Linked DNA regions of Homo sapiens: region 2 is linked to region 1. A link is a loop called in an ENCODE intact Hi-C map of the cell type or tissue named here. Cell type or tissue: B cell. All regions are shown on one strand. Each heading gives the region's core, and the rest is flanking DNA. Links, peaks and the distances in the headings are about the cores only. Region 1 has its middle 7.7 kb from the start of CEACAM21. Region 2 has its middle 17 kb from the start of LINC01480.

Region 1 (12,835 bases), core at 2,733-5,232:
AGTATCTGTTTGGGTTTCTGTGTTCATTTCTTTGGGGGTACATATAGGAGTATAAATATGGGGTCATGTGGTAGTTCTATGTTTAAGTTTTTGAGAAACAGCCAAACTGTTTTCCAGTTTGCTGTGCTATTTTATATTCCCATCAGCAATATACGAGGGTTCCATTTTCTCTACATTCTTGTAAACACTTACTATTTAATATTTTTTAAAACTTATAGCCATTCTAGTAGGTGTGAAGTGATAGCTCATTGCAGTTTTGATTTTCATTTCCCTGGTGGCTGATGAAGTTGAGCATTTTTTCATGTATTTGCTGACAATTTTAATATTTTTTAGAGAACTATTTATTCAAATCATTTGCTGTTTAAAAAAAATGGGTTATCTTTTTATTATTCAGTTGTAATAGTTCTTTATATATTTTAGATACAAGTCCCTTATGGGGTACATGATTTGCAAAATTTTTCTCATATTCTGTGTCTTCTCACTTTCTTCATGGTGTTCTTTGAAGCACAAACATTTTTAACTTTGATGAAGTTCACTTATCTATTTTTAATTTTGTTACTTATGCTCTTGATGTCATATTGAAGAAACCATTGCCCAATCCAAGATCATTAAGTTTTACTCCTATATGTTCTTCTAATGGTTTGATAAGTTTTGCTATTCCATTTAGGTTTTTGAAACATTTTGAGTTAACTTTTGTATGGGCTGTGAGGTAGGGGTCTAACTACACTATCTCGCATGTGGTTATCCAGTTGTTCCAGCACAATATGAAGAGGCTACCATTCTTTCCCCATTGAGGAATCTTGGCACCCATGTCAAAAACCAATGGGCTGTAATGGTGAGGGTTTATTTCTGGACTCTTGATTCTATTCCATTGATCTCTATGTGCATTCTTGTGCCAGAAGCACACTGTTTTAATGATTGTAGTGTTTTAGTAAGTTTTCAAATTAGGAAGTGAGTCCTCCAATTTTTTTTTCCAGATTGTTTTGGCCATTCTGGGGTGACTTTTAAAAAAGATGTAGTTCAATGGTTCTCAAAGCAGGAGTGGTTCAGCTCTCCTTTTTTGGCAGTCTGGAGACCTTTTTAGGACCTTAATCTAAGTAGATAAATTATTCCCACTTTCTTTTCTGAGTTGCTATGTTACAGTGTATATTGACACCCATGAAATAATTGAGAGACCCTGGAAGTGCTTGCCTACATAGTGAGGGACAATTAGTTCCATGATCATGGGCACAGAAGATTTTGTTTTGGGAAACAATTTTGTTGGTGGAGTTATATTCATGCTTACTCTTTTATTTGTCTTCATAGCCTGCATCTCCTTCAGACTTCATATCTGTTTATTTTCTTGTTTGTCCTCTGGGGTTTGGGTGTTGGGTGACCAGTCAGCTGGAGCTGGAGGAGGTGCTTAGCAAGGCAGTGACCCTGGTTGGGAGGAGCAGGGCTCAGCAGGGTGAAAGTAGCTGGGCCTTGAGTCAGGAGTGGCATCTGGAAGGCCTGACTGTAAGGGTCAGAAGGGCCAGCAGGTGGGTGTCCTAGGCACAAACGGTGGCTGCTGCTGTGGACTGGAGGAAGGTAAGAGGCCCCGAGTATTCCATGTTCTTACTGGCTCCCCAACTGAGGATTCCTCTCCTGGGCTGGTGCTGTCCTGCAGCAGGGAGGGGTTAGACAGGGACGGCTGCACATCAGGCCGGAGTCCATGTCATCCTCTTAGGCACTGTCACTACAGATTGAGGATTCTGTTCATAAGCCAAGCCTTTGCACAAGGAAGGGACCCGGGCTCTCAAGGAAGAGCAGCTCCTGGTCAGACCTCCATCTCCTTCTCTCTCATTGCCTGAGGCCTCAAGCTTGGTCTACCTGGCACAGGGGTCTGGATCCTCCTCCCAGGGTTGGGGTCTTACTGAGCTGGGCACCTGCAGGTGGGAGAAGATCTGGAGGGGCCCCATCTGCCTTCACCAGATTGATGTTGAGGGTCCCTGAGTCCTGCACCACTATCAGGTGCTGAGCAACTTCCAGTGTCAGTGACAACCACCCCATGGTGGAAGCAGAACCACCTCGTGAGAAAGCACCTCCAAGCCTCAGTGCTTGCCATGTGTGGGAATTTGCTGGTTTCAGTTGGGGGCATGTTGGTGGGTGGTCATGAATTCAGGGCCGGATTCTATGCTCACAGTGCACATGCTGGATGTGGTACAGACCCCAGGCAGGGCTCAGTGGGGTGGTTTTGGGTGTGCACAGGTATCTTTTCTGGAGGAGCTGGTGGTGATTTGGCTCCCAGAAGTTCCTGAGCTCTGCAGACTCACCAAGCACTCAATATTTGAGTGAACATTGGGCGAGAGAGCAGAAGGTAAGTGTCAGGGCATCGGGGTTGGTGCCTCTGGGAAGAGGAGGAACATTCTGGGAACAAAGCTCTCCCCCGGCTTACAGGGAGCTTCCCATCGCTCCTGCCTTGAGGATCAGGGAAACTAGGGCCTCTGCTCTTCCAGGGGCTGCTTGCAGGCAGTTTGCTCTGGGAGGGGGTGACCCAGGAGTTGCCTCTCATTTTGCATTTGAGATTTAAAAGGAGAAGGGACAGTATATCTTGCCAGGTCACAAAAATTACAGGCATCATATTGACTGAAGGGCACTCCTGTCATCATTGCAATATACCAGAATGGTCTTTTAAAAAAATAAGTGATTTAGGTTTACCAGCAACTGTAATGCTTGTTTTATTCTTCTAGTTCACCGTTAATGTCACTTTTGTAGTTTTAGCACTGGCAATGTTGATTTTATGTTGACTCTGATGATTTTAAGCTTTCATTTGTTCACATAGAGATCATCTTCTTTCTGAATATTAATGCATTTTTTCTCTATTTCTACTGGTTATTCCTGTACATAGAGTAGAGAATCACTTTTCCCAAGGAGGTGGAAAGCTTCTGACTACCAAAAAAAAAAAAAAGTGTCAAAATGCTTTAAAGTCAGTAACTTAAAGATCAAATCCAAGAGTGGGCAACAGATTCTGCCCAGGGTCTGAAAGGTGGAGAGGTGACTGGTGAGGATGTTTAAAAGACCTCTCCTCTCTACTCCCTAAATGGGGGCCATCCAGTGTTCTTGAGGTTCAGAGAAGGCCCAGGGCTGGGGCAGCAGGGCACTGTCAGCTCCCAGCTCCCAGGGGCCAGGAGTAAGACCCCAACACTGTCCAGACACTGATTGCATTCATTTTGGGGGAGAGTAGATTCTTATTTAAAGAATAATACAAAAGTCTACAAATTTGAACATAAACAGAAATTCCTTTGCTACAATTTTCCCCTTAATAAGACATTCCTTCCTAATGACATATGTGACTGCATTCATGGCTGAGATGTTTTCTAGGATGGTGAGAGCATCAGAGTGGACTATCTGGTGCCTTGGGGTCATGCATTTTCTTCTTTCAATGTCTACAGGATCCCCCATGTCCCACTTTGTAGTGTAACTCAGTGTGTGTCATTCTGGTTTTTGTTGTATAGATCCTTGGAAAGCCCATGTCATTCCTGCTGTGAGGTACAGGCAGCCAAATGGCATCATCTCTAAACATGCCTTCTCCTGGTACATCAAATTATGGAATAAATGAAAGCCATTTTGACAGATATTGAAGATATAAGTTTCTACTCTTCCCACACATGCGATTCTTCTCCCAAGTGAAGGATTTTACTGGTGAATTGTTATTAGAGATTAGTGTGGATCAGTGACTCTGCCAGGGGAAATTTTGCCCTCTAGGGGACATTTGGCAAAGTCTGGAAACATTGTTGGTTGTCAGAGCTGGGGGAGGGAGTCCTGCTGGCATTGAGTGGGTGGATGGTGCTGAACACCCTGCAGTTCACAGAGCCCCACCAGTTTGACCACCCAAATGTCAATGCTGAGGAGTGGAGAGCCCTGCTGTGCCCTCCCGCAGCTTCCCTGAAGCTTCCCCTCACCTGCTCCTCCCATGTCTCCCCACCACTTCCCCACTTCACCCGCCTCCTTACACCTCAGTCCCCTCCACCTGAACTCACCCCTTAGTCCAAGGCCAGCCCTGATCTCCGCTCTCCTGGTCTCCTTGCTCCTTAGCAGGAGGCGCCCACTAGATGGCGCCCTTGCCCTTACTGGAGCTCACCGTCTCCCTTTCCACCCTGAGACAAATGTGGCTGCTTTTACTGCCACAACCCCAGCCCTCCACGCTCTAGATTTGCTCAGGGAGCAGCTCCTGGACAGACCTCAGGGACCCCAGGGAGGAGCCTCACTCTGGAGATTTTGATGGCATGGTCTTTGAACTTCACTGTTACCCCCAGTCAGGATCCAGGATGTTGGGAGTGCATGATTCTGCCCGGTCCCACTTCAGCAGGACCCCACTGCTGAGTTGTCTGTGGGGACCCGGGCCTCTCATCTCCTTCTTGCATTGCAGGAGAGGGATCTTAGCACTGCTTTCACATAAAGTCAGATAATGGAGGAGTGCAGGTGAGTTTGGGAAGGTGGACATGAAGAGAGGTTGTGTCCCTAGAGGTGGCAGCAGTGAGAGGATGGGCAGGTGGGAGGAACACAGCCCATCCAGGGTTGCCAGCCATATTAGGAGCGACAGCCTTTCCTCTAAGCCTCCAGCCTTTTTCCTGAAACATTCCAGAACTTTCCACTTCAGCACTTCCCACTGAGGCTCCTCAGGTCTGTCCCTGAGCTCCCAGCTGAGCCTACCTACCCATCTGAAATCCTGAGTCCTGTGTCACCCTCGTTCCCCATTATTCTGTGCAGTTCTGTGGGACGCCCAGCTCTCCTGACACCCCCAGTCTTCAGAATGGCCATCAGCGCTGTCGCTGTGGCACCAGGGTGACTGCCGCCTGGAGGCTGAGTCCTGGCTTCCTGACAGCTGTGGGGCCCGCTCTAGGCTCCCTTGTCCTGATCATTCATCACCTCCAGGATGCACAGCAGCTGGGCCAGGGGGAGGAGCAGGGACAGGTGTCAGCCACCCTGTGTGTCTGCAAGTCAGGCTGGGGGTGTGGGAGGACGCCAGGAATGACTGAACTTTCTGATTTAGAGGGTGAGAGCTTGCACTGATGGAATTTGGGATTTAATAGGAAAAGCATAGCGTTTTCCTATTTTGTAGGCGGGGTGGCTGGAGTTTGGAATCATAGATTCCCCTGGGATGTCACTGTGGACCTCAGTCCCACCCGTTAGGGGCACAGATTTCAGAATCCACACCCTGGGGCAAAGCAGGCATGGGAGGCTCCATCAGCCTGGCCAGGGCTCTCTATTTGTGCAGCTGCTGCAAGGAGATGTGCACTCTGATGGGAACAGTGCTCCCTCCTCCTTGGGGGGCAGTATCTAGCTCCCTGCAGCCCCTCTCCCTGCAGGCCCTGCCCTCTCTGAACCTCACCTTCCCCAACCCGCCCCCCGCAATCCCATCTCAGCTGTAATCCCAACACTTTCTCATCCATTATGGGTGGACTGCTTGAGCCCAGGGGTTCAAGACTATGCTGGCTGGACAATATAGCGAGTTGTTGTCTCTACAAAAAGACAAAAATTAGCTGTGCATGGTGGCATACACCTGTAGTCCCAGTCACTCAGGAGGCTGAGGTGGGAGGATTGCTTGAGCTGGGGAGGCTGAGTTGGCAGTGAGTTGAGATTGTGCCACTGTATACTTCAGTGTAGGTAACAGAGCGAGACCCTGTCTCAAAAAATAAAAGTAAAAAAAAAAAAAGAAATATGGAATACATTATTGTTAACTCTAATCAACCATGCTATGCAATAGTCCACCAGTAATACCAGTAATAGCCAATAATGAATTATCTGAAAAAGAATACAATTTATTCTTAGCTATCTACTGCTAAAATTTTTAAGCTATCTTTTATGATAGCTGAAACAAAAGAAGTAAATTTAACCAAGGAAGTAAAAGACCTTTATAATGAAAACTGTAAAACATTGATGAAATAAATTGAAAAAGACACACGCACAAATAGAAGATATTCCATGTTCATGAATTGGAAGAACTGATATTGCTAAAATGTCCTTACCACCCAAAGTGGTCTACAGATTCAATGCAATTTCTGTCAAAACACCAATGATATTCTTCGAAGAAGTAGAAGATCCTAAAATTAGAAACCACAAAAATTCCTAAAACCTGCACAAAACACCCTGAGTTGCCAAAGCAATCTTAAACAAATAGAACAAAGCTAGTGGCATTACACTTCCTGACAATCAAAGCATACTGCAAAGCTATAGTAACCAAATCAGCATGGTCCTGGCATAAAAACAAGCACATAGATCAATGAAACAGAATAAAAATCCCAGAAATAAACCCATGCATCTCTAGCTAACTGATTTTCAGCCAAGGAGCCACATGCACACAATGGGGAAAGGACAGCCTCTTCAATAAGTGGTGCTGGGGAATTGGATATTCATATGCAGAAGAATGAACCTAGACCCTATCCCTCACCATGCACAAAAAATTAACTCAAAATGTATTAAATAAAGACTTAAATGTAAGAACTGAAACTATGAAACTACTAGAAGAAAATATAGGGGGAAAATCCATGACATTGGTCTAGGCAAAGAGTTTTTGGATAAAATCTCAACAGCATAAGCAACAAAACCAAATATAAACAAACGGGATTTCATCAAACTAAAAAGCTTTTATACAGCAAAGAAAAAAAAGGCCAGCAGAGCAAAGAGACAACCTACAAATGGGAGGAGAATATATTTGTAAATATATACATATATATTTGTAAATATATACATCTGATAAGAAGATAATATCCAAAATATATAAGAAAATTATGTTTCTGTATAGTTTTATCTGACTGGGATACAGAGGCCACATCCACAGTCCCATCCTCAAAGGCCACTTGTTCCCAAAATGTCAAGCACATCCCTCAATGATCCATCATCAACACCTATGTCTGTAGGATGAAGGGTGAATCATGAAGCACTAAAAAGGAAGAAGGAAGCCAATCCCAAAACAAAATGATGCAGGGTCTGGAAAGTCCAAAGCATTTTTTTTTTTTTTTTTACTGCATCTTCCTCCTTTCTTCTCCACATTCCCAATCCTCACTATTGATTAACAAAACAAAAAAAACTGGGACCCACCATCTTCCCTACTGTCAGGAGATCTAGCGAGATTGTTTGAGTCTTAGACCAAACTTTGCCATAAGCCAAATTTCTGGCTGACTTTACAATGATATGAGCTAGCACAGTCTCTTTTTCTGCCAGTCAACTTGTGCTCGGTTTTATTTGCAACCAAATAGAGGTGGTAACCAAATATAGGTGACCCTAAAATTAGTCATCAGGATGAAATCCTAAAATGTGCAACAAACTGGGTTGAATTCAGGATTAGTAGCAACATCTCTGTTGTGGGCTTGAAAAGGGGGCACCCTTTTATGCAGTAGCAAAATTGCTAAATTGTTGTTTGCTGAGTCTTTGGACTCTCATCCCGGATTTTCTATGACCATTCAAACAGGGCTGCAATGAACATCTATGGTTGTTTAGCTTGGCACACTTCTACATTTCTATATAGTAATATCTAGAAGTGCATTTGCTCAATCACAAGATATGCACATTTTATAATTGACTGCTATCGAACTACCTTAAATAGCCTTAATTTGTTCTCAACATTGTTTAACAGGGTCTGTTTAATGTCCTATGTCCAGCAAGGACAGTATCACTTTTCTTAATATTTTTCAAATTATTGGACCTTAACAAATACTTAATGTGCAATTAATTGATTCCTTTGTATTCCCATGCCTTCTTTTATATGTTTCCTTATAGTACACAAAACCACATTATTGTTTCTTTACTTGTGTCATTCCACCCTGGACCATTCCTATCTAAACCATAACATTATGAGAGAGAGAGAGAGAGAAAACAATATGAAAATATAAATTGATTAATCAAAAAAATTTAAATAGGACAAATCAGGAAGACACAAGAGAGATTTTAAAATTATTCAGAGAATACCACAATAGCTGTACCAATATATTTTAAAACTTAGATGAAACGGACAACTATCTCGATAAATGTAAATTACCAAAACTGACTCATGAAAAAATGGATATTATGAATAGAGCAATAATCAGTAAAGCAATTAAAAAGACAGTTGATAATTTTTATTTACTGACAACAATAACAAAATTTCAGGTCCTGATATTTTTATGGTGAATTTTAACAAATTTTCAAGCTCCTCCTCAACCAATTCTCAGAAGGTTTAAAACTTTAACAAGAAAACACTTTCTAACACATTTTCAGAAGCTGTTATAGCATGATACCAAAACCACACAAGAAAATTATAGACCAATCTCACTTACAAATATACATGCAAAATCAAACAAAATCTTAGTGAACCAAATTCAGAATTAATAATAGCAAACAAGCAAAATATGTTATCATACGTATGGCTTATATCAGGAATGCAAGTATGTTTCAACATCAGAAAATACTTCTCCACATTAACAGACTAAAGGAGAAAAACGCTTGTTTAATTATCTCAATAGGTTTTTAGAGAATTTTGAAAATTTTATAAAGTTATGCGTATTCTGTAAAATTGATGAAATCCAACCTTGATTTATTTTTAAAAATTGCCTTTCCTATAGAATTATAGGTAAAGGAAACACATGCATCCTCACAGAGCTACTTCAAGGCTAAGTTACTTCCCATAAGTAACGTATTCTGTAATGTGTGCTTGGCACATATTCAATACTAAACAAATATTTGCAAATCCTCAAACCACTTCTCGCTCAAATAACCCACCTTTGTCTTTTGCCTTTATGTTAGGGTTGATTTTCTCAATTGTATCTTGGAGATCCTTTGGTGGGTCTTTCAGCAATTACCCTGAATTTGCTTTTCTGTTTACAATTTTAATTCCTGGGAACTCTTTCTTGTTCTCTGACTGCACCCTTTTCATGAGAGTTCAGCCATCAATCCTCCAGAACCCCACCCCCCCCGCCCCCCCAAAAAGCAATAAAGATGTCTAAAAGCTTCTTTCTGGGCTTTCGAATGATGTTTACCCCAGGCATTTGTTCTATTCGTTCATCACCCATTTTCCCTACAACTTGCCTACACTTGATATCAGATTTTTATTTATTAGTCACCTATCTTCTTCATTGGCCCATTTTCCTATTTTGCCACTGGTTGTTCTCAAATGTGTTATGATTCCTGGTTGTACAGTCAAGTGGTTGATAATCTTGGATATACGATAAAGATTTGCTCTGTAGCTGTGTGTAAGCCTATATAAAAGCTTTTGTATTTTTCTTCTTAAAAAAGACAAAAGATGGTTGGGAAGATCCCTCCAGTTCACCAGTTCGAGGCTGCAGTGAGCTATGATAGCGCCGCTGCTCTAGCCTGTCTGTGAAAAACAAGGGGGGCGGGGGGCGGGGGGGAAGACTGGAGATGTAAATCTCCCGCAGGGCCCTACCCGTATCCGCAACAGGTCTCTAACAGGAACAGCCTCAGGCCTGTGTTGGAACAAGGTAGGTTACAGAAATCTGGAAGCCAGATCTGTAACTTCAGGGTAAGGACTGGCTCTCAGGGCTGATCCCCCGGGCTGGGTGTCCCAGAGGCACCCGCCCCCGCCCCTTCCCCAAGGCAGGCCAGGACACCTTCACTCCTCTCCTTAGGCTCCCCACCCCCTTCTCCTCCCCACTGTGCCTCCTGGAGTAGCGGTGGCGGTGCCACAGGGGAGCGGGGCGGGGCGGGCTCTGAGGGCAAGGGGGATGGGCCCCGCCGGGGTCACTGGCGGCCACCCTGGAAACTCGACGCAGGCCGGCCCTTCTAGTGAATCGTCCCAGCCACAGCTGGCCTCCCAGCCGCGCTTGGGGCGCCTCGGGGCGCGAATGGTGCAGGTTGGGGAGACTCACCACGCACCGTCGGGGGTCGGTCCGGTTATTCCTCACCGCTCGGCTCCAGTGGGCGCGCGGGCCTCTCCTCCTCAGTTCCTGCGCTGCAGTCCCTCCCTCACCCTTCGCAGCTTGGGAATCCGACTGTGTCATTCCGACGGAGCGCCGTGAGGACCTCCGAGGGTGTTAGCGCCAAGTGATCTCTGTCCAGCGCTCTGAATATCCAAGTAAAGGAGTTCAATGAAGGGCGGGTCAACGGAGGAGAAACCGTGACTCTCTCAAGGGAGCCCAAGGCCTCCTTGTCTAATTAGTGACGCGCCAATGGATGGAGGCTCTTCCCACCATCTCTTCCCAGCATCCAGTGACACCACCGCCAAGGGACGGGCTCGGCGGAACCTGCAGGAAAGAAGCATCGGCTGAGCCTGACTGCAGCGCTGTGAAGAGACAGGGGAGGGGATCAGTAGTTGGTCCCGCGCCCACCCCCTGTTTCCGCGAGGGGCGGAGTTGACTGGCCATGCAGGCAGAGGGCGAAATGTGAAATTCCACTACTCCTACCGTTTTTCCCTGACCCGATGGGGCGGAGTGTCGTCAGGCTAAGTTCCCTGGCGGTAAGGTGGGGAGATTGAGGCGCACACCTGCCGAACGGTAACGCAGGATTAGCTAAGGCGAGCTCAGGACAGAAGCCTCCCGAGGAGCAGGAGGGCAAAATAATAAATAAATAAATAAATAAATAAATAAATAAATAATAAATAACTCACTCCTTGGTCTTTATTTGCGGCAGGAATTCAGAAGGTGAAAGCGGGGCCTTAGGATCTTTCTGACCTTTTGGGTTTTAAGCAGGAGGTGTCAGAAATGTTACCACAGGGCTAGCTGGCTTGTGGCCAGCAAGCGTTCACAATGCCCTCGATTTTTCATCCCTGTCTGTGGGTTCTTTTTTTCATTGTAAGGCAGAATTTCTACGATTGCTCACCCACTCAGAGAACCTGAGCTGGTTTAGACCAGGTGAGACAGGCTAGGTTTACCCTGGTGATGATGTGTTGTTGCCATGGCGATCCTGCCCAGTACCAGAGGCCCTGCAGATTCAGATACTTGGTGCCTGTGCTTGGCTGAGGGGCCAATGGGTGAAGCTGCCATCTGCGGGATGATGACTGAAGCCTCTAAGTCAGAATCCGCCCAGGCTGAGCCTTAGGGCAGCTCCATGGAGCCTCGGCTGGCCTGGGATAGAGAGTCCACCACTGTGCCAGCCCCCAGCCACTGCCTAGGTCCTGTGCTGAGAGCCCCTTGTCCAGGGAAATGGCGTCCAGTGGAAAAGGGACCACCCCCTTGCCCTTCACTCAAGGCAGGTTGGTGACAACCCTGAAGCTAATCCGTTCCTAGAGGAGCTGCTTCTGGGTCCGAGTTTTCTCTGCAGCAGAGCAGCTCCCTGGATGGGATCTGTTCAAAGTCCGCCTTTCACGCGGAATTTTCCGTCCTTGCAATTTTCCACCTCCACCACTAGGGGATCCTCTCTGACCGCCTCATGCCGGCTCTGGCCTCTGAGCAGGGGTCTCTCTTCTGCATGTGCGACCTTGCGCATGCCTAGTGGCCTTTTGGGACCTAGAGCTGCTCCACACCCCGATGGGGTTACAGAGTGCCTCGCCTCCACTCCACCCCACCAGGGTTCCTTCCCTGGCTGGGATGGGATTTCAGAAGCGCCGAGGAACAGCCCAGACAGGTGTGGGAGAGTAGCCAAGGCCCCTGTCCCGGGGTGGCCAGGACAGCGGTGGCCTCGCATAGGACCTGGCTGGGCTGCTGCAATCAGTGTCCTGCCCCTTGGAGAGCAACAGTGAAAACAACAAGACTATCTTCACCCACCTTAAGAAAGAACAGAACCAGTATCCCCAACTCTGCTGTGTATCCCAACCCAATTCCATTCCCCACCCCACTCTCAGTAGCCAATATGCAAAATATTAGAATACTCTTACTGTTATTATTTTCAACCACACTCTGCATCCTGAAAAACCATATATTTCGTTATGTGCTTTTAAACTTCTTGAAAATGAAATACTGAGGCTGGGCGCAGTGGCTGACACCTGTAATCCCAGCACTTCGGGAGGCGGAGGCAGGCGGATCACGAGGTCAGGAGATCGAGACCATCCTGGCTAACACAGTGAAACCCCATCTCTACTAAAAATACAAAAAATTAGCCGGGCGTGGTGGCGGGCGCCTGTAGTCCCAGCTACTTGGGAGGCTGAGGCAGGAGAACGGCGTGAACCCGGGAGGTGGAGCTTGCACTGCGCCGAGATCGCGCCACTGCACTCCAGCCTGGGCGACAGCGCCAGACTCTGTCTCCAAAAAAAAAAAGAAAAAAGAAATACTGAATTTTCAAATACTTGCTTTTTTTTTCGGTCAAAATTATGTTCTCAAATTTCACTCCTGTAGATGTGCGTGGCTGGCTGTAGTTTTTGCATTTTTATTATTAGGTATTCTCCTGTTGCATTAATATGCCACATTTTATTTCTCTCATGTTTTTGGTGACCACTTGGGGTGTTTTTTGGTTTTGTATTTTTGCTGTATACATGCTGCCATGGTGGACATACCTCTTTATACATATTTCCTGTTGTATGCAGACACAATTTTAGGATGTGACATCTTCAGCTTTTCTATTGTGTCGTGTGTCTTTTCCTTCGTGCTTTGTGTTATTTACATATTCTGGACACAGATTCTTTGTCAACTGTATGTGCTGCACATCTCTTTCCCAGTTTGTGTCTTCTTCTTCTTTTTTTTTTCTTAAAAAAAACTTTCTTTATAGTGTTTTTTCTTTCTTTCTTTCTTTGTTTTGTTTTGTTTTTTTGAGATGGAGTCTTGCTCTGTCACCTAGGCTGAAGTGCACTGGCCGATCTCGGCTCACTGCAACCTCCGTCTCCTGGGTTCAAGTGATTCTCCTGCCTCAGCTTCCCAAGTAGCTGGGATTACAGGTGCCTGTCACCACACCCAGCTAATTTTTGTATTTTTAGTACAGATGGGGTTTCACCATGTTTGTCAGGCTGGTC
Region 2 (12,835 bases), core at 6,568-9,067, 54 kb after region 1:
AATATCGCAGAAAGTGGACACCCACCCTGTGATGTTCTTCATAATATCCAGGGAAGCAGACGATTATATGACTTTCAATATCGCTGGGAGTGTACATCCCTTTTGGGATATTGTTTCTAATATCCAGGAAGGGAGAGGATTATATTACTTCCAGTATTGCAGCCAGTGTACACATTTCTTGTGATATTGTTCCTAATATCCAGAAAGGGAAAGGATGATATTACTCCCAATATTGCAGGTGGTGTACACCCCCCTCTGATATTGTTCCTTACATCAAGGAAAAGAAAGAAGAATATTACTCCCAATATCGAAGAGAGTGTACACCCCTCCTGTGATATTGTATTTAATATCCATGGGGAAAGAGGATGTTGTTACTCCCAATATCGCAGGGGGTTTACACCCACACTGTGATATTGTTCCTAAAATCCAGTGAAGGAGAAAATAATATTGCTCCCAATATTGCAGGGTGTATACAGGCCCTCCCCCGTTATATTGCTCCTAATATCCAGCGGTGGAGAGGATATTACTTTCAATTTTTGCAGGGAGTGTGTACCCCCTCTCTGATATTTTTCTAATATCAAGGATGGGAAAGGATGCCATTACTCCCAATATCGCAGGAGGTGTACATGCCCTGTGATATTGTTCCTAATATCCAGGGAGGTAGAGGATGATATTACTTTCAATATTGCAGGGGCTGTACACCCTCTATGATGTTGTTATTAATATTTAGGTTGGGAGAAAATGATATTTTTCCTAATATCCTGGGAAGGAAAGGATGATATTACTGTAAATATTCCAGGGAGTGTACACCTTCCTAATATTCTAATATTGTTCCTAATATCCAGGGGTGGGAGAGGATTATATTACTCCCAATATCGCAGTGGGTGTACACCCCTCCTGTGATGTTGTTTCTAATATCCAAGCGAGGAGAAAATGATATCACTCTCAATACCGCAGGGGGTGTACACCTTCCCCATCATATCGTTCCTAATATTCAGAGGGAAAGAAGATGATGTTACTTTCAATATCGCAGGGGTTGTACACAACCCCTGTGATATTTCTCCTAATATCCAGGAAGAAAGAGGATGATATTGCTCCCATTATAGCAGACGGTATACGCCTCCCTGTAACATTGTTTCTAATATCAAGACTGGGAGAGGATGATATCACTTCCAGTATCGCAAGGGGTGTACACCTCCCCCGTGATATTGTTACTAATATCCAGGGGGAAGAGGATAATATTACTTTCAATATTGCAGGGGCTGTACACCCCCGTGATATTGTTGTTAATATTTAGGTTGGGAGAAAATGATATTAGTCCAAATATCGCAGAGAGTGTACACACTTCCGATAATATTGTTCTTAATATCCATGGGGGAGACGATGATATTACACCCAATATCGCAGGGGGTGTAGTCTCCCCTTGTGATATTGTCCCTAATATTCAGGGAAGTAAACGATGATGTTAGTGTGAATATTCCAGGGAGTGTACACCCCCTTTGTGATATTGTCCTAATATCCGCAGGAGAGAAGATAATATTACTCCCAATATCGCAGGGGGTGAACACACCCCCTGTGATATTGTTTCTAATATCCAAGCGAGGAGAAAATAATATTACTCCCAATGTCTCAGGGGATATACACCTTCCCTATGATATTGTTTCTAATATTCAGGTGGAAAACGGGTGATATTACTCCTAATATCCAGGAAGAAAGGGGATTATGTTACTCCCCTTATAGCAGGGGGTATACACCTCCCCTGTAATATTGTTCCTAATATCAAGGCTGGGATATACGTGGGGGGAAGGATGATATTACTCCCAATATCACAGGGGTTATAAAACCTTCTGTGATATTGCTCCTAATAACCATGGCGGAAGAAGATGATATTACTCCTAATATTGCAGGAGGTGTACACTCCCCCATTATGTTGTTCCTAGTATGCAGAAAAGGAGAGGATGACATTATTGCCAATATCGCAGGGTGTGTACACCACCCATGATATTGTTCCTAATATTTAGAGGGACAGAGGATGATATTACTCCCAATATCGCAGGGGGTGTACACGCATCCCCTGTGATATTGTTCTTGAAATCGAGGGGAAAGAGAATTATATTTCTCTAAATATTGCAGAGGGTGTACACCGCCCCCTGTGATATTGTTCCTAATAGCCGGGGGCGGGGGGAGATAATTAAATTACTTTCAATATCTCAGAGAGTGTACATCCCCCTTGTGACATTGTTCCTAATATCCAGAGCAAAAGAGAATGATATTCCTCCCAGTATCGCAGGAAGTGTACATTTAACCTGTAATATTGTTTCTAATATCCAGGGGGAAGAGAATAGTAATACTCCCAATATCGTAGGGGTTGTACACCTTTTCTGTGATATTGTTGCAAATATTTAGAAGAGAGAGAGAATATTACTCGCAATATCACAGGGAATGTATACTTCCCCTGTGATATTGTTCTAATATCTAGAAAAAGAGAGGATAATATTACTCCTAATATTGCAGGGGGTGTACACCCCCACTTGTGATATTGTTCCTAATATAAAGGAAGGTCGAAAAACAAACGGGGAGCCCAGGGGGAAGGAAGGCAGGCGAGGAAGAGGCAGCGCCGGGGCGCCGGAGGGAGCAGCCGGGCCGCGGAAGCGCGAGCACGAGACCGGTCGCGGTCGCAGTCGCATTTTTGCCGTTGTCGCGGCCGCCGCCGCCGAGGCTTACCCGGGGATGTCTGAGCCCGCGCCTCGCGGCCCCCAAGCTCCACGCTGCGCCCGCTGTCCCGGCCTCTAAGGGCCGCCACGTCCCTGCGGCGCGCGCAGGCAGAAAGCGGCTTCGTGCCGGCGGAGGGGGCCCGGGCGGGCCGGGAAAGGCTGCCCCAGGCCCCGCGCCTACCCCATCACCGCGGCCGGCGCCGGGCCGGGAGGATGAGCGGTGTGGGGCTCTGAAGCATGGAGGGGGTTTTGTACAAGTGGACCAACTATCTCACAGGTTGGCAGCCTCGTTGGTTTGTTTTAGATAATGGAATCTTATCCTATTATGATTCACAAGATGATGTTTGCAAAGGGAGCAAAGGAAGCATAAAGATGGCAGTTTGTGAAATTAAAGGTGACAGCTTTGGAGGGGACCACCCTTGATTGGATACATAAATTCTGTTCATTCAGCAGACAACACAAGAATGGAATTAATCATTCCTGGAGAGCAGCATTTCTACATGAAGGCAGTGAACGCAGCTGAAAGACAGAGGTGGCTGGTCGCTCTGGGGAGCTCCAAAGCATGTTTGACTGATACAAGGACTAAAAACGAAAAAGAAAGAAGTGAAACCAGTGAATCGCTGAAAACCAAAATGTCTGAACTTCGCCTCTACTGTGACCTCTTAATGCAGCAAGTTCATACGATACAGGAATTTGTTCACCACGATGAGAATCATTCATCTCCTAGTGCAGAGAACATCAATGAAGCCTCTTCTCTGCTTAGTGCCACGTGTAACACGTTCATCACAACGCTTGAGGAATGTGTGAAGATAGCCAATGCCAGGTTTAAACCTGAGATGTTTCAACGGCACCATCCGGATCCCTTAGTTTCTCCTGTGTCACCTTCTCCTGTTCAAATGAGGAAGCGTTCTGTCAGCCACCCTGGTTCTTGCACCAGGGAGGAGTAGCCACTGTATAAAAGAACCAGTATCTGCACTTCACCGACTCTCCCAGCGACGCCGAAGAACCTACTCAGATACAGATTCTTGTAGTGATATTCCTCTTGAAGACCCAGATAGACCTGTTCACTGTTCATAAAATACACTTAACGGAGATTTGGCATCAGCAACCATTCCTGAAGAAAGCAGACTTATGGCCAAAAAACAATCTGAATCAGAAGATACTCTTCCATCCTTCTCTTCCTGAAGAAACTGTAGTGTCCAACTTTCTCTAAGTATTGCTATGCAAAAGCTGCTGTAATTGAACTATTGTTATAGGGAGTAGTTTTTTCCCTTAGGACTCTGCACTTTATAGAATATTGTAAAACAGACAAACAAGAAAACAAACCACATACTTTTGAAGCGTGTTTTATCTTTATATAGTTTGTTTGCAAGAGTATTTTCCTAATAACTTCACAGTATGAATGTGCATCTTTTTTTTTTTTTTTTAACAAATGATGGTGTAACATTTTGACATCCATAAGGACAAATGTAGATATTTTTCTAAAAAACCGTGAGGGGACTGACAGCTTGGTCAGGGTGTATTGTAGCTTATAAACATGAAATCTTACAAGGTTTCAGTTTGACAGAAGTGTGATATATGTAACTTGTGCCATGGACCAAATGGTCACTTTACCACAGCTAAAAATGAGTTATGATAGCAGCTTGATGGTGATTGCATTGTATTCCTTTAATCAAAAAGGAAACGCAATATTCTAAGTATCTTTAGCCCAAATACCATGACATATTGAGCATCTTTAAATAACCAGACTGTATTGTCCTTCATATGTGAAGTTGACACTACTGATTTGTCAATACCAAATTTTGGGTTAAAGTGTTTAATTTTTATTTATTTATTTTCTTGTTGCCTCAAAAGATGATTGCATTCTAACTTTTGTGACCTACCAAATTTAAGATGTGTATACATTGTTCTTTACGTTGTTCTAGAAAAGAGATTTTAATGCTGTAGTGACTTAGCTCACTTACATCAGAGAAATAAACAACTTTCAATGGAAAAAAATATATATAAAGGAAGGAAGAGGATGATATTACTTCTCATATAGAAGGGGTTGTACACCCCCCTTGTGATATTGTTCCTAATATTCAGGGAGGGAGAGGATTATATTACTCCCAATATAGCAGGGAGTGTACACCCCCCCCCCCCGTGATAATGTTCCTAATATTCAGGGAAGCAGAGGATGATATTACTTTCAATATCACAGGGGTTGTGCTGTCCCCCTGTTATATTGTTCTTAATATTCAGGGGGGAGAGGATATTATTATGCCCGATATCACAGGAGAAGTACACCCCACAAGTGATATTGTTCCTAATATCCAGGGGTAAAGAGGATGATATCGCAGGTGGTGTACACCCCTCCCCGTGATATTGTTTCTAATATAAAGAAGGAGAGAGCATGATATTACTCCCAATATCGCTGGAGGTCTACACCCCCCTTGTGATACTGTTCCTAATATCCAGGAAGGGAAACAATGATATTGCTGTGAATATTCCAGGGGGTGTACACCCCTTTGTAATATTGTTCCTCATATCCAGGGGGTAGAGAGGATGATATTACTCCCAATATCGCAGGGGGTGCACGGCCCCACTGTGATATTGTTTTTCATATCCAGGAGGGGAGAGGATGACATTACTCTCAATATGGCAGGGGGCGAACACCCCCTGTGATATTGTGCTAGTTAGGTTGGGAGAAAATGATATTACTCCCAATATCGCAGGGGGTGTACACCGCTCCTGTGATATTGTTCCTAATATCCATGACGGGAGAGGATATTACTCCCAATATCGCAGGGGGTGTACCTCTCCCCTGTGGGATTGTTCACAGTATCCAAAAGGGAAGAGGATGATGTTACTCCCAATATCACAGGGGGTGTACACCACCATTGTGATATTGTTCCTAATAGCCAGGGAAGAAAACGATGATATTATTGTGAATATTACAGGGGGTGTACACACCCCCTGTGATATGGTTTTTAATATACAGGTTGGAAAAGGATGATATTACTCCCAATATCACAAAAGGTGTACACACCCCCCCATGATATTGTTCTTAATACTTCGGTGGGGAGAAAATGATATTAGTCTCCATATCACAGGGGTGTGAACTCCTCCGGTGATATTGTTTTTAATATCAAGAGGGGAGGAGATGATATTGCTTTCAATATCGCTGGGGGTGTACACCCCTCCTGTGATATTGTTCCTTATATCCAGGCGAGGGGAAAATAATATTACTCCCAATATGGCAGGGGGTGTACACACCCCATGTGGTATTGTTCCTAATACTCAGGGGGAAAGAAGATAATATTACTTTCAATATCACAGGGTTTGTACACCTTTCCTGTGGTATAGTTTTCAATATCCAGGGGGAAGGTACATGATATTACTCCCATTGCAGCAAGGGGTGTACACACCTCCTGTGATATTGTTCCTAATATCCAGAAGTGGTGAGGATGATATTACTCCCAGGGGGTGTACACCCCACCTATGATATTGTTTCTAATATCCAGGGGAAAAGAGTGTGATATTATGCCCAATATCGCAGAGGGTGTACACTTATCCTGGGATATTGTTTCTAGTATTTGGGGAGGGAGGAGAGGATGCTATTATTCTCAATATCGCAGAAATTGTACACCCCCGCTGTGATATTCTTCATAATAATCAGGGAAAAAGAGGATGATATTACTACCAATATTGCAGGGGGTTACACTTCCCCTTTGGTAGTGTTCCTAATATCCAGGAAGAAAGAGGATGATATTAATCCCATTTTCCAGGAAGTGTACACCCACCGTGTCATGTTGTTCCTAATATCCAGCAGGGAAGAGGATGATATTACTCCCAATATCGGAGAGGGTGTACACTTCCCCTGTTATATTGTTTCTAATACCCAGGGGGAAGAAGGATGACATTACTGCCAATATCACAGGGTGTGTACCCCACCCTGCTATTGTTCCTAATATTCAAAAGGAAAGATGAAAATATTACTCCCAATATCTCAGGGTGTGTACACCTCTCCTGTGATATCGTTCCTAATATCCACAGGAAGAGAGAATATTACTCTCAATATTGCAGGGGGGTGTACACCCCCCTGTGATATTGTTCCAAATATTCGGGCGGGGAGAGGATGATATTAGTCCCAATATCGCAGGGGGTGTGCACCAACCTGTGATATTGTTCCTAATATCCATGCGGGGGAGGACGATATCACTCTCAATGTCGCAGGAAGTGTACACCTCTCTTGTTATATTTTTCTTAATATCCAGGAGGGAAAAGATGATATTACTGCCAATATCGCAGGGTGTGTCCACCCCCCTTTTATATTGTTCCTAATATCCAATGGAAAAGAGGATGACATTGCTCTCCATATCCCAGAAGGTGTACAACGCCCCTGTAATATTGTTCCTAATATTTTGGGGGAAGAGAGGATGATATAACTTATAATATCACAGGAGGTGTACACCACCCCTATGTATTGTTCCTAATATCCTTTAAGGGAGAGGATGATATTACTCCCAATATCTCAGGTGGTGCCTATTCCCCCTGTGATATTGTTTTTAATATCCAGGGGAAGAGAGTATGATATTACGCCCAATATCGCAGGGGGCATACACCCTCTCTGAGATATTGTTCATAATATATAGAGGGAGAGAGGATGATATTACTTCCAATATCAGAGGTGGGGTACACCCCCCGGTTATATTATTCTTGATATCCAGGAGGGGAGAGGTTGATATTACTGGATATATAGCAGGGAGTGTTCACATCTTCTGTGATACTGTTCCTAATATCCAGAAAAGTAGAGGATGATATTACTCCCAATATCGCAGAACGTGTACACCTCCCTGTGATATTGATCCTAACATTCAAAGGGGAGAGGATGATATTACTCAAAACATCACAGGGCATGTACACTCCCCTGTGATATTGTTCCTAGTATCCAGAAGGGAGCAAGATAATATTACTTTCAATATCGCAGGGGGTGTACACCCCTCTTTGGTATGTTTCCTAATATCCAGAAGGAAAGAGGGTGCTATTACTTTCCATATTGCAAGGGGTGTACACCCCCCTGTGGTATGGTTCATAATATCCAGGGAGGGAAAGGGTGCTATTATTCCCCATATCGCGAGGCATGTACACCCTGCTGCGGTACGGTTCCTAATATCCAGGGGGAAAGAGGATGCTATTACTTCCCATATCGCGGGGTGTGTACACCCCCGTGTGGTATGTTTTGTAATCTCCGGGAACGAAGAGGGTGTTATTACCCCTCATATCGCTGGAAATGTACACTCCCCTGTGGTACGGTTCACAATATCCAGGGGATTGAGGGTGCTATTACTCCCCATATCGCGGGGGGAGTGCACCTCCCTGTGGTATGGTTCGAAATATCCAGGGTAAGAGAGGGTGCTATTATTCCCCATTTTGCAGGAGGCGTACACCCCTCTATGGTATGTTTTGTAATATCCCAGGTAAGGGGTGCTATTGAGAGAAGAGAGCAAAAGACCCCCCCCATATTGTTCTGTATTATTTTATACTCAGTACCTGTTTTAAGAAGAAACAAGGAAGCGAAACCAAAGGCAGGCAGCCCGGCGCCAGGCACCAGATCCAAAACCAGACCCGAAACCAGGCCTGGGCCTTCCTGACCTTAGCCTGAAAGTTAAAATTCAACCCATGACCTAGCAACTGATGTTATCCATAGATTCCAGACATTGTATGGAAGGACATTGTGAAATTTCTTGTTCTGTTCTGTTTCACTCTGAGTACTGGTGCATGCAGCCCTTGTCACATACCCACTAGATTGCTCAATCAATCATGGCCCTTTCATGTAAAAACCTTAGTGTTGTGAGCCCTTAAAAAGGACAGAAATTGTGCACTCAACAAGCTTGGATTTTGATACTCTAGTCTGCTGATGCTTCCAGCTGATTAAAAGCCACTTCCTTCACTACCTCGGTGTCTGTGGGATTTTGTCCGCGGCTCCTCCTGCTACACTGTGACTCCCCTTATAGAGAGGGGTGTACACCCCCCTTTGGTTCCTAATATCCAGCGGGGGAGTAGGTGCTATTACTCCCCATATTGCGGGGAGTGTACACCCCCTTGTAGTACGGATCGTAAAATCAAGGAGGGAGAGAAGGTGTAATTATCCCCATATCACAGGGAGTGTACACCTCTTTGTGGTATAGTTTGTAATATCCACGACGGGAGAGAATGCTATTACTCCCCATATCGTGGAGGGTGTACACCGCCCTGTAGTATGGTTCGTAATATCCGGAAGGGGAGAGGTTGCTATTACTCCCCATATGGTGGGAAGTGTACACCCCCATATGATATGGTTCATAATATCCAGGGGGGTAGAGGATGATATTACTCACAATATCGTAGAAGGTGCACACCCTTTTGTGATATTGTCCATAAAATCCAGAAGGGGAGAGGATGATATTACTTCCAATATCACAGGGGGTGTGTAGCCCCATATGATATTGTTTGTAATATCAAGGTAGGGAGAGGATGCTATTCCTTACAATAGCTCAAGGGGTGTAACCTTCTTGTGATATTGTTTGTAATATCCAGAAGGGGAGAAGATAATTTTTTTATTTTAAAAGTAAACTTTAATGTCAAAAATGCAAACTTGAGAAGGGCAGAAAGATCAAACAGAAGGCTGCCACTTCACAATTGGAGGGTTGCACAGTGGCCGGGCAGAGGCGCTCCTCACTCCCCAGACGGTGAGGCAGCCGGGCAGAGGTGCTCCTCACTTCCGAGATGTTGCAGGAGCCGGGCAGAGGTGCTCCTCACTTCCCAGAACAGGGGGCTGCCGGGCAGAGGTGCTCCTCACTGCCCAGACGGTTTGCAGGCCTGGCAGAGGCACTCCTCACTTCCCAAACGGAGCAGCGGCAAGCCAGAGGCGCTCCACACTTCCCAGATGGTGGGGCAGCCGGGCAGAGGCGATCCTCACTTCTCAGAGGGTAGGGCGGCCCAGCAGAGGCGCTCCTCACTTCCCACATGGTGGGGCGGCAGGCTAGAGGCGATCCTCACTTCCCAGACGGTGGTGTGGCCATGCAGAGGTGCTCCTCACTTCCCAGATGGTGTGGCCGCCGAGCTGAGGCACTCCTCACTTCCCTGACAGTGGGGCGGCTGGGCAGAGGCGCTCCTCACTTCCCAGACACTTGGACTCCGGGCAGAGACTCTCCTCATTTCCCAGATGGTGGGGCTGCCGGGCAGAGGCGCTCCTCACTTCCCAGACGGTTCAGAGGCCGGGCAGAGGCGCTCTGGGGAGAGGATAATGTTACTCCCAATATCGCAGGGGGTGCACACTCCCTGTGATATTGTTCCGAATATCCAGAGGGGGAAAGGATGATATAGCTCCCAAAATCGTGGGGAGTGTACACCCCCCTGTGATCTTGTTTGTAATACCAAGAAGAAAAGAGAATGCTATTATTTCCAATATAGCAGGGGGAGTACAACCCCCTGTGATATTGTTCGTAATATCTAGGGGGAGAGAAAATTATATTAGTCTTAATATCTCAGGGGACGTTCATCCCCCTGTAATATTGTTGGTAATATTCAGAATGGAGAAGATGATATTGTTCTTAAAATACAGGAAAAAAATATGATAATATTACTTCCAATATCGAAGGGGGTGTACACTCTCCTGTGATATTGTTCCCAATATCCGGAATGAAAGAGGATGCTATTACTCCCAATATCCCAGGGAGTGTACACCCCTTTGCCATATTGTTCATAATATCCAGGGGAAGACAGGATAACATTACTCCCAATATCACCGGGGGTGTCCACCCACTAGTGATATTTATTGTTCATCATATCCAGAAAAGGAGAGGATGATATTACTCCCAATATTGCAGGTGGTGTACGGTCCCTGTGATATTCTTTGAAATATCTAGAAAAGGAGAGGATGATATCACTCCGAGTATCACAGGGGGTGTACACCCCCCTGTGATATTGTTCGTAATATCCAGGGGAGAAAAGGATGATATAATTGCCAATATTTCAGGGGATGTGCACCTCCCTGTGATATTGTTTGTAATATCCAGGGGTGGAGAGGATGATATTACTCAAAATAACGTAAACATCCTGTGTGTACATCCCCTGTGATATTGTTTATAATATCCAGGGGGGTAGAAGATGACATTACCCCCAATATCACAGAGTGTACACACCCCTGGGATACTGTTCATAATATCCAGGCGGGAAAGAATGAACTACTTCCAATATCGCAGGATATGTACACCCCCCTGTGATATATTTCCTAATATTTATGTGGGTAAGGATATTACCCCCAATATCACAGAAGGTGTACATCCTCTTTGTGATATTATTCCTAACATCCAGGAAAGGAGAGAATGATATTACTCCCAGTATCGCAGGGGGTGTACACCACCCCTGTGATATTGTTGCTAATATCCAGGGGGAGAGGATAATATTACTCCCAAAATCACAGGGGACGTACACTCCTCCTGAGATATTGTTCCTAATATTCATGGAGAAAAGAATGCTACTACTCCAAATACAGCAGAGGGTGTACACCATCCCCGTGATATTGTTTTTTATATCCAAAGGGTGAAAGGCTGATATTACTCCCAATATCGCAGGGGGTGTACAGGCCCCCCATGATATCATTCTTAATATCCAGGGAGGCAAAGAATGATGTTACTCCCAATATTGCAGGCTGTATACACCCCCCGTGATATTGTTCCTAATATCCAGAGTAAGAGAGGATGACATTGCTCCCAATATTGCAGGGGTTGCACGCACGCCCTGTGATAATATTACTCCCAATATCAACAGTGGGTGTACACTCCTCCTGTGATATTGTTTGTTATATCTAAGAAAGAAGAGGATGATATTACTGTCAATATCACAGAAGGTGTACAGCCCCTTGTGATGTTGTTTCTAATATCCAGCGGTGAGAGGATGGTATTACTCGCAATATTGTAGGGGGTGTCCAACGGCCCTGTGATATTGTTTCTCATATTCAAAAAGGAAAAGAATAATATAACTCCAAATATCGCAGGGTGTGTACACTTCCCTGTGATATTGATCCTAATATCCAGGAAGAGAGAGGATGATATTAATCCCAATATCACAGGGGGTGTACATCGCTTCTGTGATATTCTTCCTAATATCCAGGGGGGGAGGGGATGCTATTACTCTTAAAATCGCAGGGAACTTACACTCCCACTATGATATTTTTCCTAATATCCAGGAAGGGAGAAAATGATATTACTCCTAATATCACATATCACAATGGGTGTACATCTCCCCGTGATATTGTTTCTAATATCAAGGATGGGAGAAAATTATATTACTCTCAATATCGCAGGGGGTGTGCACACCTCCTGTGATATTGTTCCTAGTATCCAGCGGAGGAGATGATATTACTTTAAATATTGTAGAAGGTGTACAACCTCCCTTTGATATTGTTCCTAATATCCAGGGGGAAAGGAGATGATATTACTCCTAATATCGCAGGGGCTGTACAACCCTATGTGATATTGTTTCTTCTAATATCCAGGGGTGGAGAAGATAATATTACTCCTAAAATCGAAGGGGACATACACTCCCCCTGTGATATTTTTCCTAATATCCAGAAGGAAAGAGGATGATATTACTCCTAATATTACAAGAAATGTATACCTGTCCTGTGATATTGTTCCTAATATCCAGAGGGGTAAATGATTATATTACTCCCAATATCGCAGGGGTGTACACCTTCCCTGAGATATTGTTTCTAATATGCAGTGGAGGAGAGGATGGTATTACTCCCAACATCACAGGAGATGTAAACTCCCCTTGTGATATTCTTCCTAATGTTCAGGACGAAGGAGGGTAATATTACTCACTGTATTGCAGCAGGGGGTGTAGAGCCCCCTGTGATATTGTTTTTAATATTCAAGGTTGGAGAAAATAATATTCCTTCCAATATCGCATGGGGTGTACACCCTTCTTTTTATATAGTTTCTAATATCTGGGGGGAGAGGATGATATTACTCCCAATATCGCAGGGGGATTACACCCCCACTGTGATATTGTTTTTAATATCCAGGGTGGGAGAGGATAATATTACTCCAAATATCCCAGGGCTATACACCCTCCGTGTGATATTGTTTCTAATA

The links. A loop is a pair of places that touch in the nucleus more often than their neighbours do. Peaks named below come from ENCODE experiments on the same cell type or tissue, not always from the same donor. Only the 100,000 strongest peaks of a DNase experiment are listed, where the experiment ranks them.
Region 2: it touches region 1 in a loop (6-fold over the local background); 14 of 110 quality-filtered maps call a loop at or near these places.

Annotation. Positions count from the first base shown.
Region 1 is chr19:41,562,046-41,574,880 of GRCh38, reverse strand. It overlaps a transcript of CEACAM21 not described here and the pseudogene LOC110467527. Among named protein-coding and RNA genes, the nearest start is that of CEACAM21, 7.7 kb to the left of the region's middle. RefSeq lists a silencer at 4,755-5,049 and an enhancer at 11,168-11,462. In B cell, for the core only: CTCF peaks have their summits at 3,873 and 4,072 (motif pointing right); a DNase peak (open chromatin) is centred at 4,080.
Region 2 is chr19:41,512,108-41,524,942 of GRCh38, reverse strand. It overlaps the pseudogene PLEKHA3P1. Among named protein-coding and RNA genes, the nearest start is that of LINC01480, 17 kb to the left of the region's middle. In B cell, for the core only: a CTCF peak has its summit at 7,892; DNase peaks (open chromatin) are centred at 8,012 and 8,292; H3K4me3 peaks cover 699 bases; H3K27ac peaks cover 679 bases.